Linked DNA regions of Mus musculus: region 2 is linked to region 1. A link is a loop called in an ENCODE intact Hi-C map of the cell type or tissue named here. Cell type or tissue: heart. All regions are shown on one strand.

Region 1 (5,000 bases):
AAGCCCTTATATTATATCACCTGACATAGTGAGGTAGTATTTAAAATGTGTTATATATCTATGGACATTGTCTAATAATAAGTTTACTTTAAAAAAATCAGTGTTTCTAGGAGAGAAATTACTTTATCAGTGAGTATTTTAAAAGTTTCAAAATAGCAAAAACTCTTTGAAGTTAAACATTAAGAAAATGCTAATTTTAAGCACAGTAAGAAAGAGTACCAATAATATTTCCATGATGTCTGTAGACCATGATTTTAATATTTTCAGCTGTTTATATTCAAGAAACAGAACAGTTATTTTAGATATACTTCATTGTTATGTCTCCCTTTTCATTTCTTATTATATTAATTTGGATACTGTCTCTGAACACTCTGGTTAGTCTGGCTAAGGGTTATCTATTTTGTTGATTTTCTCAAAGAAATAGCTCCTGGCTTTGTTGATTGTTTGGTTCTTTTGTTTCTATTTGATTTGATTATTTCCTATGTCTACTCCTCTTGGGTGTATTTGCTTTTTATGTTCTAGAGCTTTCAGGTGTGTTGTCAAGATGCTCCTGTAAGCTCTCTTCAGTTTCTTTTTGGAGGCACTTAGAGCTATAAGTTTTCCTCCTACCTCTGCTTTCATTGTGTCTCATAAGTTTCAGTATGATGTGTCTTCATTTTCATTAAAATTTAAAAGGTCTCTAATTTATTTCTTTATTTCTTCCTTGACCAAGTTATCATTGAGTAGACCATTGTTTAGTTTTCATATGTATGTGTGCTTACCATTGTTTTGGTTGATATTTAAGACAAGACTTAGTCCATGGTGATCTGGGATTATTTCAATCTTTTTGTATCTGTTGAGGCCTGATTTATGACCGATTTTATGGTCAATTTTGGAGAAGATACCATGAGGTGCTGAGAAGAAGGTATATCCTTTTGCTTTAGGATGAAATGTTCTATAAATATCTGTTGGACCAATTTGTTTCATAACTTCTGTGTGTTTCACTGTGTCTCTGTTTAGTTTCTGTTTCCATGATCTGTCCATTGCTGAGAGTGGGGTGCTGAAGTCTCCCACTATTATTGTTTGGGGTATGATGTGTGCTTTTAGCTTTAGTAAGGTTTCTTTTAAGAATGTGCGTGTCTTTGCATTTGGAGCATAGAAATCCAGAATTTAGAGTTCATCTTGGTAGATTTTTCCTTTGATCAGAACGAAGTGTCCTTCCTTAACTTTTCTTGATAACTTTTGGTTGAGAGTTGATTTTATTCAATATTAGAATGGGTACTCCAGTTTGTTTCTTGGGACCATTTGCTTGGAAAATTGTTTTTCAACCATTTACTCTGAGGTAGTGTCTGCCTTTGTCACTGAGGTAGGTTTCCTGTATGCAGCAAAATGCTGGATCCTGTTTACATATCCAGTCTGATAGTCTACATATTTTTTTGGGAATTGAGTCCATTGATAGTTAGAGATATTAAGGAATAGTGATTGTTGCTTCTTGTTATTTTTGTTATTAGGAGTAGAATTATGTTTATGTGGTTATCTTATTTTGGGTTTGTTAAAAGATTACTTTCATGCTTTTTCTAGGGTGTAGTTTCCCTCCTTGTGTTGGTGTTTTCAATCTATTATCCTTTGTAGGGCTGGATTTATGGAAAGATTTTGACATGGTATATATTGTTTTTGCCATCTATGGTAATAGATGCTAGGTATAGTAGCCTGGGCTGGCATTTATGTTCTCTTGGGGTCTGTATGACATCTGCCTAGGATATTCTAGCTTTCATCGTCTCTGGTGAGAAGTCTGGTGTAGTTTTGATAGCTCTGCATTTATATGTTACTTGACCTTTTCCACTTACTGCTTTTAATATTCTCTTTGTTTAGTGCATTTGGTGTTTTGATTATTATGTGATGGGAGAAATTTTTTTTTCTGGCCCAGTCTATTTGGAGTTCTGTGGGCTTCTTATATGTTCATAGGCATCTCTTTCTTTAGGTTAGTAAAGTTTTCTTCTATAATTTTGTTGGAGATATTTACTGGCATTTGCGTTGGCAATTTTCCTTCCTTCTATACCTACTATTCCTAGGTTTGCTCTTCTCATTATGCTCTGGATTTCCTGGATGTTTTTGATTACGAACTTTTTGCTTTTTGCATTTTTTTAACTGTTGTGTCAATGTTTTCTATGGTATCTTCTGCACCTGAGATTCTCTCTTCTATTTCTTGTATTCTGTCGGTGATGTTTGCATCTATGACTCCTGTTCTCTTTCCTAGGTTTTCTAACTCCAGGGTTGTCTCTCTTTGTGATTGCTTCATTGTTTCTATTTCCATTTTTTTTATCTTGTATGGTTTTGTTCATTTCCTTTGCCTGTTTGATTGTGTTTGCCTGTAATTCTTTAAGGGATTTTTGTTTCCTCTTTAAGGGCTTCTAGCTTTTTACCTGGGTTCTCCTGTATTTCTTTAAGGGAGTTATTTATGTCCTTCTTAAAGTCCTCTATCACCATCATGAGACGTGATTTTAGATCTGAGTCTTGTTTTTTCTGGTATGATGGTGTATCCAGGACTTGTTATGGTGAGAGAATTGGGTTCTGATGATGCTAAGGAGCCTTGGTTTCTTTTGCTTATGGTCTTATGCTTGCCTCCTGCAATCTGATTCTCTCTAGTGCTACCTGCCTTGACTATATCTGACTGGAGGCTGTCTTTCATGTGATACAGGTTGTATCAGAACTCCTCAGAGTCAAACTGTCTGTGATTGTGTGATTCTGTAATCCTGTGATCTTGAGATTCTAGGTGTATCCAAGCTCCTGGGAGTCAAGCTGCCTCTGGGACCCTGAGATCCTGGTGTGACTAAGCTCCTGGGATCCTGTGGACCTGGGCGTGCGTGGTAGAGCACTTGGGAGTGGAGCTTTCTCTGGATGTTGTGGGACTGGCTGTGAAGTTGGTACCCAAAGTCTGCTGAGGGCACCTCTGATCCTATAATCCTGGGCCTGTTAGAGTGCCTGGGAGTGGGGCTTCCTCTGGGTGTTGTGGGACTGGATGTTGAGTTTGCGCCCAAGGTTGGCTCAGGGCACCAGTTGAAATCAGAAGGAACCTATGCCACTGGTTGGGTGGAGCTCCTGGGTGCCTGAGTCCCACTGGTCCCAGTTACTTCCAGTGTTGGGGCAGATGTTGTGTCCTGATCACCTCTGACCCTATGATCCTGGGTGTGTGTTAGAGCACTTGGGACTAGAGTTTCCTCTTGGGACTAGAGTTTCCTCTAAGTGTTGTGGGACTGGGTGAGGAGTTCGTGCCCAAGATCTGCTCAGGGCACTAGCCCAGATAAGAAGCATTTTTAGTTTTCTTTAAAGTAATCTTTGAAAAATATATACTGACAAATTAAATTAAAATATTATTCTTAGGATTTTCAAAGTGCAAAATGAGAATTCTGTCACCATTTGAAACATTATAGGGATAAGATATTTTCTATTTGAATTGTGTAAAATAAATGTTTGCTATTCTAGCATCTTAAAAATATATCACTTAGACAAGTTTGTGAGGGTTTGTTTTATTTACCAGAAATTTGTGTTTGTGTGGTGTTAGGTAGAGGCCAATTTAGTGTTCTTCCACATGAATTGTCAACTGGACATGTATTATAGTGATCATTTAGTACACAGAAGTCACTTTATTTGCAATTTAAAGACATTCATTTTACAGATAGGTTTTTTTGAGGAAATCTCTTCATTGTTTTTTCACCATTTCTCAATATGTAGTCCACATCTCCTCCTGTGGTCAACACCAGCCCCTGGCTTCAGGTAACCACATAATCCCCTGTTCTCAACAATCATCTGGACTCTGAAAGCTGAGCTCTAGGGGTCAGATCCCACTCACTTTCAAATCCACATTTGATGTTAGGAGGGGCTGTCTTACTCGAAATTCCTCTTCAACCGAGTGCTTGTTCTTTATCTAATACCCATGTTTCTGAAGCCAAGAAAAGTCAGAGATTATCTTGATCACTAATTCTCTTTCTTCCTACAACACTGTATTTAGTAGTATAAGTACCGTGAGAAAGCCTGGGAAGCGCTCCCAAAGCTTTCATTTCTGTGATGAACAGAGACCAGTGTTGGTAGCAATTGAAATAGACGTGTCTCCTTCTCTTCCCTTAGTTAGAGCCAATCCTTAAATTATTATGAAAATATTGTTATTATTATAAAATCTATAAAGAAAGACGGTATCATGGTTTTTCTGTGAAACAAGATAAATATTTTATAATGCTCAAAAGCTACCATTTTGAAATATCCCTAGAAACCAAATTTGCAAGTCAACATAAGAGATTGAACTAGAACTATGAATTACTGATTTTCACATCTGACATAATTCAAAATCAAAAATGAAAAATCCCTTTCTTTTGTCTTCCTTCTCGCTCTTTCAGCTCTGGAATTTCCTGTCTGACTACATTATAGGATTCATCTGTCATAAGAAGGTGAGGATGAACCAGACATGGATCACTGAGGTCATTCTACTGGGATTCCAGGTTGACCCCTCTCTGGAGATGCTCCTGTTTGGGCTGTTTTTGCTGTTCTACTGCCTCACGTTGATGGGAAATGGGATTATCCTGGGGCTCATCTGCCTGGATGCTAGGCTGCACACTCCCATGTACTTCTTCCTCTCACATCTGGCCATAGTTGACATGTCCTACGCCTCCAGCACTGCCCCTAAGATGCTGACAAATATGGTGATGCACCAAAAAAGCATCTCCTTTGCTTCATGCATACTTCAGACATTTTTGTATCTGGCTTTTGCAGTGACAGAGTGTTTGATTCTGGTAGTGATGTCATATGATCGCTTTGTAGCTATCTGTCATCCTTTGAAATACACACTGATCATGAGCTGGAGAGTATGCTCCATCCTGGCTGCTACTTGCTGGGTGTTTAGCTTCCTCTTGGCCTCACTCCATATCACGCTCATTCTAAGACTCCCATTCTGTGGGCCACAAAAAGTCAACCATTTTTTCTGTCAAATCATGTCAGTATTCAGATTAGCCTGTGCAGACACAAGACTC
Region 2 (5,000 bases), 69 kb after region 1:
TGGGAGAAGAAATGCAGAACTGTTACATATGCATACTCCAGTGCCCAATATTCATGTTTTATCACATTCAACAAATTGTTTTATTTAGAAACATAGGCATAATTATTTTGCAATTTTGATGGGGATTGCATTGAATCTACTTTTGGTAAAATGGTCATTTTTACTGTGTTAAACCTACCAGGACATGAGCATGGGAAATCATTCCATCTTCTGAGGTCTTATTGTATTTCTTTCTTTAGAGACTTGAAATTCTTATCAGAGAGAGCTTTCCTTTATTTGGTTAGAGTTACACTAAGATATGTTATACTACTTGTGACTATTGTGAAGTGTGTTTTTCCATATTTTCTTTCTCAGCCCATTTATCATTTGTATAAAGGAAGGCTAACTCAAACTCATTTGTTTGAGTTAATTTTATATCCAGACACTTTGCTGAAGTTGTCTGTCAGCTGTAGAAGATCTGCAGTAAAATTGGGGGGGGGGGGTCTCTGATGTATACTATCATATTATATGCGTACCTTGACTTCTTCCTTTCCAAATTGTATCCACTTGTCTTCTTTTGTTGTCTAGCTTTAACCAAACTTTTAGTACAAATCTGAATAGATAAGTAGAGACTCAGCAGCCTTATCTTATCCCTGATTTTAGTGGAATTGCTTCAAGTTTCTCTCCATTTATTTTGATATTGGCTATTGGTTTGCTGCGTTTTGCTTTTAGTACGTTTATGTATAGACCTTGATTTTCTGATATCTCCTATACATTTAACTTGAAAAGACGTTGTTTTTGTCAATGGATTTTTCAGCACCTAATGAGATGACCATATGATATTGTTTCTTGAGTTTGTTTATATAGTGGATTAAATTGATGAATTTCCATATATTGAACCATTCCTCTGCGTGATTTCTTATATCACCCAGGATCACCAGATTAGAGGTGGCACTGCTGATGTTGGACTAGGCCTTCTCACATCCATCATTAATCAAGACAAAACCCTCACATTCTTGTTTATAGGTCAATCAAATAGAGGCATTTTATGGTTGAAGTTCTCTATTCATGCATGCCACTACCATGTATCAAGTTGAAAAATAAAACAGGAGAGTGAGATATAAGAATAGAAAATAGGTAGAGAGGATGTGTGTGGGTCTCACTGCTCACCAAATGTGCTCTTGCCATGATGAGCAGACATGTCTTATCCTCCAGGATTGTGCCTGTGAGGTTTACATCTATTTGGGGGTGGTTTCTGAAGGAAGAAATTGTGATACAATGAAGATTAGGACATGGATGGAACAAGGTGGTCTAAATAATGCCTTGAAATAGCCTTGGGCTTTCAATTCACTTGTTTTCTCAAATGGAAATTTTAGAATATAAAGAATTATATGTAAAAGCAAACGTCTTAATAGAAATATGTATCAAAAACAGAGTCACAAAAATTTTTTGTGAACTGTGACCTTAAATTTTACTTCTCTGTCTTCATTTTAGCTTACAGATATAATATAGTGATGACTCAAACCCAAGCCTCCCTGACTGTTGGCTTTTGAGATCAAGCCTCTATCTCTTGCAGGTCTAGTCAGAAAATTGTACTTAGTTATGGAAACACATATTTGCACTGATATCTACTCCACAGATCCTGATCTACAAAGTTTCCAACTGATTTTCTGGGGTTCCTGCTACAAGGCTAGTATCAGTGGGTGAGGCACAGATTAGACTCTGATTAACAGAATGGAGCCTGAGGATTTCAGAGTTTATCACTGCATGAAATCTACACATGTTCCTCCCACAGTAATGCAGATAACAAAAAAAAATCATTTGTCCCTTGGTATAGAAGACCCAGCTGGTAAATAAGTTATTTATTTGTGTTAGAGATACAGATGTGCTAAGCAACTCCAGATTTTTGCTTTCAGCTAGGGCCTTGGAGTTTGAGTGCCTTGGCTACACCTCAAGAGTCATGTATTTCTGGTGTCATCTGCTGCAATAAGAGTCAAATTGCCTCAGGAGATGGTTGAACAAGTGCTCTCTTAGCAAACAGGAATGAAGTTGGTAAAGGTGAGTAAAAACCCATTCTGATCTAAGAGCTCATATCTACTTTGTCACTCAACATTATCCAGTAAAGCAGACAGGAAACAGAGGCATATTCCTTTGTTACATTGCCAAATTTTTATATAATTACTTGATTTATCACATTTGATGCTTTTGATTTAAATTCCATTTCAATTATATAAATATTGCAATACTACCCCTTTATATTTGTGTAAAGTATTCACCGACTCCCTAACTCTTTTTTTTATCTCCATCCAGCTCTTGCTACATTTTTAATTCATGTTTAATTCCATACTACATACACAGTTATTGACGATAGAAACCTACTACTTGACTCTGGTTGTTTTGTATATTTTCCATCCATTGCCCTATTTGTTTATGACTTGGTGCTTTTATGTGTTGCTAAAATTTTTATATTTTCTTCTATAGTTGTATAAATTTAGTGAATTTAATGCAAACCTATTTTCAGGTTAAATTACCTTACTTTTGTTTTAGAAAGTGCTTCTCTTTCTTTTGTATTTGAATATTTTCAGTGTTTGTTTCAGCTGTCAGAAAACTTTTTGTTGCTATTTTGCTAGTATTTGACTATATTATCCAATTATCACCTCACTGCTAGAGTCTTATTATGAAAATACTGTTAGCCTAATGTGATTCCCTTGATGTAACTTAGTTCTTCTCTCTCTCTCCCTCTCCCTCCCTCCCTCTCTCTTTCTCTCTCTGTCTCTCTGTCTCTGTCTCTCTGTCTCTCTCTCAGATTTATCTCATGGACAGTGTTTAGCATTGAATATATTTGAAAGAGTTTGAGATTCCAAGAACTGGATGTTCAGATAGAATATCATTAACTATGTCATTCAGAATTTTTTCATATCTATCTCTATCTCTATCTCTATCTCTATCTCTATCTCTATCTCTATCTCTATCTCTATCTCTCTATCTCTATCTCTATATCATCTATCTCTATCTCTATCTATCTAATCTATATCTATCTATATCTATATATCTATATATCTCTATCTCTCTCTCTCTCTCTCTCTCTCTCTCTAGGGAGAGAGAAAGATTCTCTGTGTATCCCTGGCTGTCCTGGAACATACTTTAACTCTTGACATACTTATGTAACATTAAACTTTATATAAATAATTGAGACTGTGATTTAAATTTCAATACTACATCAAGATGACAGACAAGTAAAATTATAAAGCCTCATCACTACCAGTTTCAGACTTCACCAGTATAAGAGTTTCATCTGCTAAGGTTGATGATAAAACTATTGCTTCTACTTTAAGACTCATCAATGTTGTACCAGAGCTAATTACAAGCCTTCACATTTTGCATTTCTAGTTCAGAAAATTAGACACATATTGGGTAAGGTGTCACACATATGTCTATCAGGCCCTCATGATACAAGAGCCACACATTGGATATTGACGACCTCTTTATTTATTTATATTTCAGGTGTTGACACACCATTGTTCTAATTTTTTTTTGTTTGTAGATTGAAGATTTTCTCAAAGTAAGGATATTTTCCAAAGTTAAAAAATATGTTCTGGCTTCCGGTTTCTGACTGTGCCTGGAGCCAATCCTCTGCCACAGGTCTCCATACCCAAATAGGTCCAGGAGAAAGCTACCCTCCAAGGAGTGCAGACAAGCCTGTGAGCACAGGTAAGACCACCACTACTGCTCAAAGGAACCCAACCAGAACCCTAAGGACACAGGAAATGAAGAGTAGCCTGGGATAGGAGCCTTCCAGTTTCTGTCTGCTCTCAGAGCTGATCGGTGCCACAGAGCTACATACACAAATACCATCAGGAGAAAACTGGTCTCCTAGGAGTACTGACATACAAGCTTGTTGGACTGACAAGTGACAGTCAAAGACAGCAAGACCAGCCAACACTAGAGATAATGTAGGGAAAGGCAAGGGAAAGAACATAAGCAAGAGAAACCAAGACTAGTTGGCATCATCAGAACCCAGTTCTCCCACCACAACATGCCCTGGTTACCCCAACACACCAGAAAAGCAAGACACTGATTTAAAATCACATATCATGAAGATGATAGAGGACTTTAAGAAGGACATAAATAATTCCTTAGAGAAGTACAAAAGAACACATGTAAATGGTTGAAAACCGTAAAGAGGTAACACGAAAATCCCTTAAAGAATTAGGAAAACACAACCAAACAGGTGAAAGAACTGAATAAAACCATCCAGGACCTAAAAATGGAAAAAGAAATAATAAAAAAATCACAAAGGGAAACAACACTGGAGATATAAAACCTAGAAAAGAGATCAGGAGTCATAGATGCAAGCATCATCGACAGAACACTACCCAATTCATTCTATGAAGCCACAATTATGATGAGTACAAAACCGCATGAAGACCCAACAAAGAAACAGAACTTCACACCAAATTCCTTTATGAATATTGATGCAAAAATACTCAAATTCTTGACAACCAAATCCAAGAACACATCAAAGTCATTATTCACCATGATAAGTAGGCTTCATCCCAGGGATGCAGGGATGGTTCAGTATACAGGAATCCACCAATGTAATCCACTTCATCAATAAACTCAAAGAAAAAAAGAAAACACATGATGATCTCATTAGATGTGGACAAAATCCAACCTCCCTTCATGTTAAAAGACTTGGAATGATCAGAAATTCAAGGTTAATACCTAAACATAGTAAAAGCAATATACAGCAAACTAGTAGCCAACATCAAACTAAATGGAGAGAAACTTGAAGCAATTCCACTAAAGTCAGGGACTAAACAAGGGTGCCCCCTCTCTCCCCATCTAACCATTGTAGTACGTTTACGTTCTAGACAGAGCAATTAGACAACAAAAGTAGTTCAAAGGGATACAAATTGGAAAGGAAGGACTCAAACTATCACTATTTACAGATGATATGACAGTATATTGACATGATTCCAAAAATTCCACCAGAGAACTCCTACAGTTAATAAACAACT

What was found. Hi-C counts contacts between places; a loop is a spot of excess contacts. Peaks named below come from ENCODE experiments on the same cell type or tissue, not always from the same donor. Only the 100,000 strongest peaks of a DNase experiment are listed, where the experiment ranks them.
Region 2: a loop joins it to region 1, with 2.6 times the contacts of the local background. A loop is called at or near these places in 6 of 42 quality-filtered maps.

What each region holds. Positions count from the first base shown.
Region 1 is chr6:42,922,806-42,927,805 of GRCm38, forward strand. Olfr446 (olfactory receptor 446) reads left to right here and starts at 4,428. Exons shown (of 1, transcript NM_146295.1): 1 at 4,428-5,000. The coding sequence starts at 4,428. In heart, no CTCF peak of the experiment used is centred here; no DNase peak of the experiment used is centred here.
Region 2 is chr6:42,992,269-42,997,268 of GRCm38, forward strand. No RefSeq gene overlaps it. Among named protein-coding and RNA genes, the nearest start is that of Olfr444, 39 kb to the left of the region's middle. In heart, no CTCF peak of the experiment used is centred here; no DNase peak of the experiment used is centred here.